Linked DNA regions of Homo sapiens: region 2 is linked to region 1. Evidence: chromatin contacts called from ENCODE Hi-C or POLR2A ChIA-PET data. All regions are on one chromosome and are shown on one strand. Each heading gives the region's core, a stretch centred on a gene start or an enhancer-like site at or near the end of the contact. The rest is flanking DNA. Distances are from core to core; before and after follow the strand shown. Region 1 overlaps ITCH (itchy E3 ubiquitin protein ligase). Region 2 overlaps PIGU (phosphatidylinositol glycan anchor biosynthesis class U).

Region 1 (3,639 bases), core at 1,038-3,537:
AGGCTCTGAACTAGGTCATTAATAAACAATATTTCTACTCTTCACAATAATCCTAGAAATGTAGATATTAATATTCTTATTTTACAGATGAAAATATTTGCCCAACATCACACTATTGAGAGCAGAAAAAGATTCAAATCCCGTCTTGACCCCAAAGTCCTTGTCTTTGCACAATGCCAGCTCTACGCAAATTTTTAACCTGGTGTGATATATTATCATGGAATAAGCAAAGCAATTCTCATTAGAGACTATCTTCTAGGGTCCAATATTAAGCTCCAATATGAAGAAAGCAGAATTAAGACTTTCAACTCCTATTTTGTACAACCTTCTATATTTTCATGACAAATATACTAATCTCAGTTGGAAACTGAGTAACTATTACCTGTATCAGTAATCTGTGGTGGGGAAAATGACCTGATCACTATAAGGCCTTGTGTTTTCTGTGGAACAGATATAAGAGGTGGTAGACTTAACACTGGCTACTGGTTAAATGATACAAAGCTTGCATCCAGGCTCTACAATTTATTATGTGCCTTAGGTGAGTCTCTAAGCCTCTTCATCATCCTATAAAATTCTGTATCACAAGGTTACCCTGAAGATTAAATGAGTGATGTGGGTGAAATCAATCAGCTGTACATGACATAGAAAGTGCTGAATTAAATGTTTTTTGAAATTCTGTAGCTACAGCATAATAAAGGTATAATAATTTGACATATTTCATTTTCCTAAAATATAAGATTGAGAAAATAATACTTGCAAGCGAAGTGCAATGGTACCTTTGGAGGAAAGGAACTAAGTTCTGAGTATTCATATTATCACTACCTTGCTACACCTCCATAATCTAAACCTTCTTCTCCTGGAAAAATCACCCACAAACGTCTTCGCAGATCTTGGGGACTGAAGCTCATTATCTAAAAAAAAATAAAGTAAAATAATTGGTGAAAAAAGCTATTGAAACACTGTCTACCACTTCTAGGTTTGACATCTCCTTCGTTATAGGTAACTGAAATCTCCCATGACACAGAAAGGTGTTCATGGTCTAGTCAAAACCACACATACAGAAAATACATTATAGTAACGTTTAATAATATTTTATTATATACATCTATATTTTTATATACCTTATACACGTGATTTTATTTATTTATTTACTTTTAGACAGTCTCTCCCTCGTTGCCCAGGCTGGAGTGCAATGGCACAATCTCGGCTTACCACACCTCCACCTCCCAGGTTCAAGCGATTCTCTTGCCTTAGCCTCCCAAGTAGCTGGAACTACAGGTGTGCGCCACCACGCCCGGCTAATTTTGTATTTTTAGTAGAGACGGGGTTTTGCCATGTTGGCCAGGCTGGTCTCAAACTCCTGACCTCAGGTGATCCACCGGCCTTGGCCTCCCAAAGTGCTGGGATTACAGACGTGAGCCATCATGCCCGGCCGTGATTTTATTTTTAATGATGCTACTATTGACTTATAATGTTGCCTGTATCAATTACTTAGAACATAGATGGGCATGGTCAGAGGTTGGGTGGGGTTTTTGTGGTTTGGTTATTAGGTTTGGTTTTGACTCATAGCCAAAGGTACACGTAACAGCTAACTGGCTAACCGAGAAATGAAAACCAGTAGCTGCAGAGAGACCCAGTTAACTTTGGAAACTCATTCTCAGCGGCAACCGATAACTACCTACAAAAACTACTCAAATTTTGTGTCCCACTATAGGTGGTTAATAGGATCATCTTCATATTTGAAGGACAGTACATTACTGAGCTACAATCAATAGGTCATTTGGTTTCCTGCCACGTAAAACAAATTATTTGACCAAAATTGTGTGTGTATAGCACTGCATATATCAATTACTCTTACAAAAAAATACAGAAGAACATGGAAAGGGAGAAGTTGATATAATGCCTATACTTTATTGAGTGATAAGAATGAATTACCACACTTAAATATCCAGAGAGGATCAGTAAGTATACCTGTTTATGCCAAGTTCTCTCAGTTCCCCCACAAAACCATCACATTTATGAATTCACATCCCACTCAAGCCAGAAAATCCCAGATGTAACAAAAAACTTCAATGCTTATGACATATGTACGTTTATGCCAAGTATTCTACAAATAGTATAGGCTAGGTATACAGCAACGCAAATGAGAAATGTCACAAGGTTAAAACTATCTTTAAATAATTCCTTTTGAGTTCCCGACCGCGGGCGATGGCTGCCGCTGGGGGCGCCCGGCTGCTGCGCGCCGCTTCTGCGGTCCTCGGCGACCCGGCCGGCCGGTGGCTGCACCACGCCGGGTCCCGCGCTGGAGCCAGCGGCCTGCTGAGGAGCCGGGGACCGGGCCGGAGCGCGGAGGCGAGCCGGCCGCTGAGCGTGTCGGCAGGGGCGCGGAGCAGCTCAGAAGATAAAGTGACAGTCCACTTTATAAACTGTGATGGTGAAACATTAACAACCAAAGGAAAAGTTGGTGATTCTCTGCTAGACGTTGTGGTTGAAAATAATCCAGATATTGATGGCTTTGGTGCATGTGAGGGAACTCTGGCTTGTTTAACCTGTCATCTCATCTTTGAAGATCACATATATGAGAAGTTAGATGCAATCACTGATGAGGAGAATCACATGCTCGATCTGGCATATGGACTAACAGATCACAGTTGGGCTGCCAAATCTGTTTGACAAAATCTATGGACAATATGACTGTTCGAGTGCCTGAAACAGTGGCTGATGCCAGACAATCCATTGATGTGGGCAAGACCTCCTGAACTAGAACAAATAGGAATATTTTCATGGAATTTTACCTATTTTTATAATTATTATTTAAGTGATAAAATGAGTACATGGATGAGTGGATTCTGTATTATGACTAGCTTTACTATTTTAATTCACCTTGTATAACTACTAAATTTTGTCATTCTTGAAAGTATGCAGCTCTGCCTCTGCCTCTGCCTGCCTCTGCCTGCCCCTGCCCCTGCCCCTGCCCCTGCCCCTGCCTCTGCCTCTCCCGTCTCCCTCTCCCCACGGTCTCGCTCTCCCTCTCTTTCCACGGTCTCCCTCTGATGCCGAGCCGAAGCTGGACTGTACTGCTGCCATCTCGGCTCACTGCAACCTCCCTGCCTGATTCTCCTGCCTCAGCCTGCCCAGTGCCTACGATTGCAGGCACGCGCCGCCACGCCTGACTGGTTTTCGTATTTTTTTGGTGGAGACGGGATTTCGATGTGTTGGCCGGGCCGGTCTCCAGCTCCTAACCGCGAGTGATCCGCCAGCCTTGGCCTCCCGAGGTGCCGGGATTGCAGACGGAGTCTCGTTCACTCAGTGCTCAATGGTGCCCAGGCTGGAGTGCAGTGGCGTGATCTCGGCTAGCTACAACCTCCACCTCCCAGCCGCCTGCCTTGGCCTCCCAAAGTGCCGAGATTGCAGCCTCTGCCCGGCCGCCACCACGTCTGGGAAGTGAGGAGCATCTCTGCCTGGCCGCCCATCGTCTGGGATGTGAGGAGCCCCTCTGCCTGGCTGCCCAGTCTGGAAAGTGAGGAGCGTCTCTGCCCGGCCGCCATCCCATCTAGGAGTGAGGAGCGCCTCTTCCCGGCCGCCATCACATCTAGGAAGTGAGGAGCGTCTCTGCCCGGCCGCCCATGGTCTGGGATG
Region 2 (3,647 bases), core at 276-2,775, 150 kb before region 1:
CTCAATAAATTATCATCGTTATCACTGATATGTACGGATTGCTCTGAGAGAGGCTGCCCCGTTAAAAGAACACACTTGGCAAGGAATGTAATACATTGGCCCTGCCCCCAGGATCTCCTCCTCCTCCTGGGCAGTCTCACTTGTTGCCCCACACCCTGGTGCAACTTCCTTTTCTGATAGTCCTGTGGGACCTGAGCCCTTTTGACTACATTCCAGTGCGTTTCTGCCTGTCTTGGTATAGATCATCACCTGTGACCCAATCTCTTTATTCTCTGATTACTCCACTTGAAGTCCCTGTCCTGAACCAGTCCCCATGGCCCCACCTCATTACATTCCTGCTCACTCCTGTAGCTGTGCCACCCACCCAGGCCCAGATCGCTGTGAGGTGCAGTCCCTGGAGGCAAAGTATTACCCCCGGTCTTGCTGAGGCTTTTGGCCCCCACCCTGACACAAATAGAGAGTTAGAAAACATAACATATTCAAAGCTAGATTGAGTAGATAATGAAATTTCCTGATACTACAGCCAATGTACATACACATTTGACTGATTTACTCTAATATCCCTAGGATAAGGCTAAATATCAAGGCTTATATAGAAAGCCTAGTGCCTGTGCATCTGGGCTGCCCTAGCAAATGGTAGGTTATATCATTTTGGGGTAAAACTCTTAGTCCTCTTGGCACAGTTCCTTCTGGTTAGGCCAGCGTGATGCCCTAGCTCTTGCCCACATGAGGCTGCCATTTCAGACATGATTTCAGGTATCCTGTCTGGGCCTGTAGGTAGATGTTTTTGGATGACTGTGCAAGCTTAGCCCTCCGTGATCTGACTCCTACCTGCTTGCTGAGACTTTTTGGATTGTAACTTTTTTTTTGTTTTTGTTTTTTTTGAGACGGACTCTTGCTGTGTCTCCCAGGCTGGAGTGCAGTGGCGTGATCTCGGCTCACTGCAACCTCCACCTCTCAGGTTCAAGAGATTCTCCTGCCTCAGCCTCCCGAATAGCTGGGACTACATGCGCCCGCCACCACATCCGGCTAATTTTTGTATTTTTAGTAGAGATGGGGCTTCACCATATTGGCCAGGCTGGTCTCGAACTCCTGACCTTGTGATCCACCCTCCTCGGCCTCCCAAAGTGCTGAGATTACAGGGGTGAGCCACCACGCCCAGCCGGATTGTAACTTTTTATTGAAGTATGACATATATACGGAAAAATGTATAACTCATTAGTGTACAGATACGTGAATTTTCACGAAACGTTGAGTAACCAGCACCCAGATTAAGGAAGAGTGGTACCAGCATCCACGGGAGCCCCTTTTGTGTTCTCTTTCCTGTCACTCCTCCCAGCTCTTGCCCTGTTTTGGCTATATTGAGCTAATTACAGTACACACAGCCCCACCCCAGCACACCATTCTCTCTTGCCCTCCAACCTGTGCACAGCCTTGGACTGCCCAGCCTCACCTACTCATTGTTCAAAACTCAGGTGTCAGCTTCCCCTGATGGGCTAGGTCTGCTTCCTTTGTACTTTCCTCCTGTATTTTGTAATTGTTTACTGGGAGCTCCCTGAGGACAGAGACTATCTGAGTCACCAGGTTTCCTGGCACCCATCACACTCTTCGTATAGAGCAAACTCCAGAAATGTTTGCTTATTGCACAGTTTGTTTAAAATATTTGAAGTCACTTCTCACTTTCCTTGATCTTCTCTGACTCTGCCCCAAGCACATATCATTCCTCCTCTGCCTTCCTAACTCCTTTTTACCCCTTCAAGCTTTTTTCAAAACACATAGCCCTTTCTGAGTCTCCTGCCTGCCTCCATACTCACCCTCACTTTTGCTCCGGCTGTGCGTCCGCCCTGTCCACACCTGTCCCAGCATCCCACACTCAGACTTCCCACACACCAACCTACTGACTGTTGCAGCACTGTGTTTCTGCCCCCAGACTGCAGGCCTCAGCCATGCAATAGTTTACTCCACAGAGAGCATTCTCTGTGCCAGCCCTCTGCCACAACAAACCCTCAACCACTATTCTTCAGGCTCTGCTTTATTTGAGTTAGATTTATTTTGTGCTTTGCCTGTGTTCATGACTCTGTGTATTACACTTCATAAGTTTTTCTTCCTCAAGAACATTGGTTTCCTTTAATATTCTCATATTTTTAAAAAGGATTTCATATGTATTGCTGAATGATATTCATTCATTCATTTCTTCATTTGTTCATTTATCACATGTGCCAGGAACTGTACTAGGTGCTGGAGAGCCAAAGTTAAGATAAATGTGTTGCCCTTGAGAAACTCACAGAGAAATGGGGAGAGAGAGAAACATATGCAGATTATTATAAGATAGCATCAGTATTAGGCTTATTAACACAGGGATTAAGAGTGGGTACCGGAGTCAGCTATGTGGTTTTGGTCACATTACTGAAGCTTTCTGTTTCTGTCTTGATTTCTTGACCTGTAAAATGGGTAGAATGTGTGGTTTTTATCTCAGTAAAGCTGTTCTAAGAAGCAGAAATAGAGCTTTCACAGGGCTGTTGTGATGTTTCCTGAGGACCTTTTTGAGTCAGGAACTGTTTTTTTTGTTTTTTTTTTTTTGTTTTTTTTTTGTTTTTTTTTAGGTGGAGTCTTGCTGTGTCGCGTGCAGTGGCGCGATCTCGGCTCACTGCAAGCTCTGCCTCCCGGGTTCACGCCATTCTCCTGCCTCAGCCTCCCGAGTAGCTGGGACTATAGGCTCCCACCACCATGCCCGGCTAATTTTTTGTATTTTTAGTAGAAACAGGGTTTCACCGTGTTAGTCAGGATGGTCTCGATCTCCCGACCTCGTGATCCGCCCGCCTCAGCCTCCCAAAGTGCTGGGATTACAGGCATGAGCCACCGCGCCTGTCCAAGTCAGGAACTGTTCTTGATGCAGAGGATACAGTACAGTGCCTGGCACCTAGCAAGTGATCCATAAATGTCAACTATAATCAACGGTTGTTACCACCTTTGCTTGGGCTCATAGACAAAGTGACCTTTCACCTGGCTATCAAACGAATGCTTTCTACTAGAAAGCGGGCAGAGAAGGATGGCTTGGGCAGAAGGAATAGCCTAAGAACAGACACAGAAGAATGAAACAGCATGATGTTTTCAGAAATTGGGAATAGTCCAGTGTAGCTGGAGGACAGGGCGTGTGTGGAAGAGTGGTGAGAGGTGAAACTGGAGAAATGAGACCCAGTGGTGAAGGGTCTTGTTTGCTGTTGGAGTTTAGACTTAACCTGATAGATGAAATGGAACCATCAGAAGTCTTTAAAGACTGGCTAGCCACAATCTAAACTGTTTTAGAAGGTTCCTTTGGTGCTTCTGTAGATGGACTTGGATGGGAGGTGGTTGGGAGACCGCTAAGGAGGAGGGGGAAAAGCTGCTGGAGAGAGATGACAAGAGCAAGAACTGAAAGGATAAATGCTCCAGGGGTGGATCCACAGGGCTTGGTGACTGGTGGAAGGAAGAACATGGGAGCTGAAGGGTGAAGGGTTGCCAGGGTATCTGGCTAGATGTTGATGCCAGTTACTGACAAAGAATAGCAGGAGGAACAGATTTTTCCTTCCCAAAGACTACTTCAGTCTATGGAAGGAAGACTGCTTCTTCCTGATCCTAGGAGCAAGTATTCTAAAACTCACAAGTCC

The links. Hi-C counts contacts between places; a loop is a spot of excess contacts on that map. ChIA-PET counts read pairs that join two places held with the same protein, here RNA polymerase II (POLR2A). Pooled maps may share reads with other maps.
Region 2: a loop to region 1 is called in a pooled map, with 1.9 times the contacts of the local background. The contact joins two enhancer-like sites. A Hi-C loop is called at or near these places in 1 of 50 pooled maps. POLR2A ChIA-PET finds 5 or more read pairs at or near these places in 3 of 52 experiments (AG04450, Caco-2 and OCI-LY7).

What each region holds. Positions count from the first base shown.
Region 1 is chr20:34,475,044-34,478,682 of GRCh38, reverse strand. It overlaps ITCH (itchy E3 ubiquitin protein ligase), which reads right to left. Exons shown (of 25, transcript NM_031483.7): 17 at 823-911. It also overlaps the pseudogene FDX1P1. Among named protein-coding and RNA genes, the nearest start is that of MIR644A, 11 kb to the right of the region's middle. Within about 2 kb of position 2,287, at least 3 of the 41 ENCODE cell types and tissues checked have a DNase peak (open chromatin) inside an H3K27ac peak, as active enhancers do.
Region 2 is chr20:34,619,754-34,623,400 of GRCh38, reverse strand. The region is part of intron 6 of PIGU (phosphatidylinositol glycan anchor biosynthesis class U); the gene reads left to right. Among named protein-coding and RNA genes, the nearest start is that of PIGU, 56 kb to the left of the region's middle. Within about 2 kb of position 1,525, at least 4 of the 41 ENCODE cell types and tissues checked have a DNase peak (open chromatin) inside an H3K27ac peak, as active enhancers do.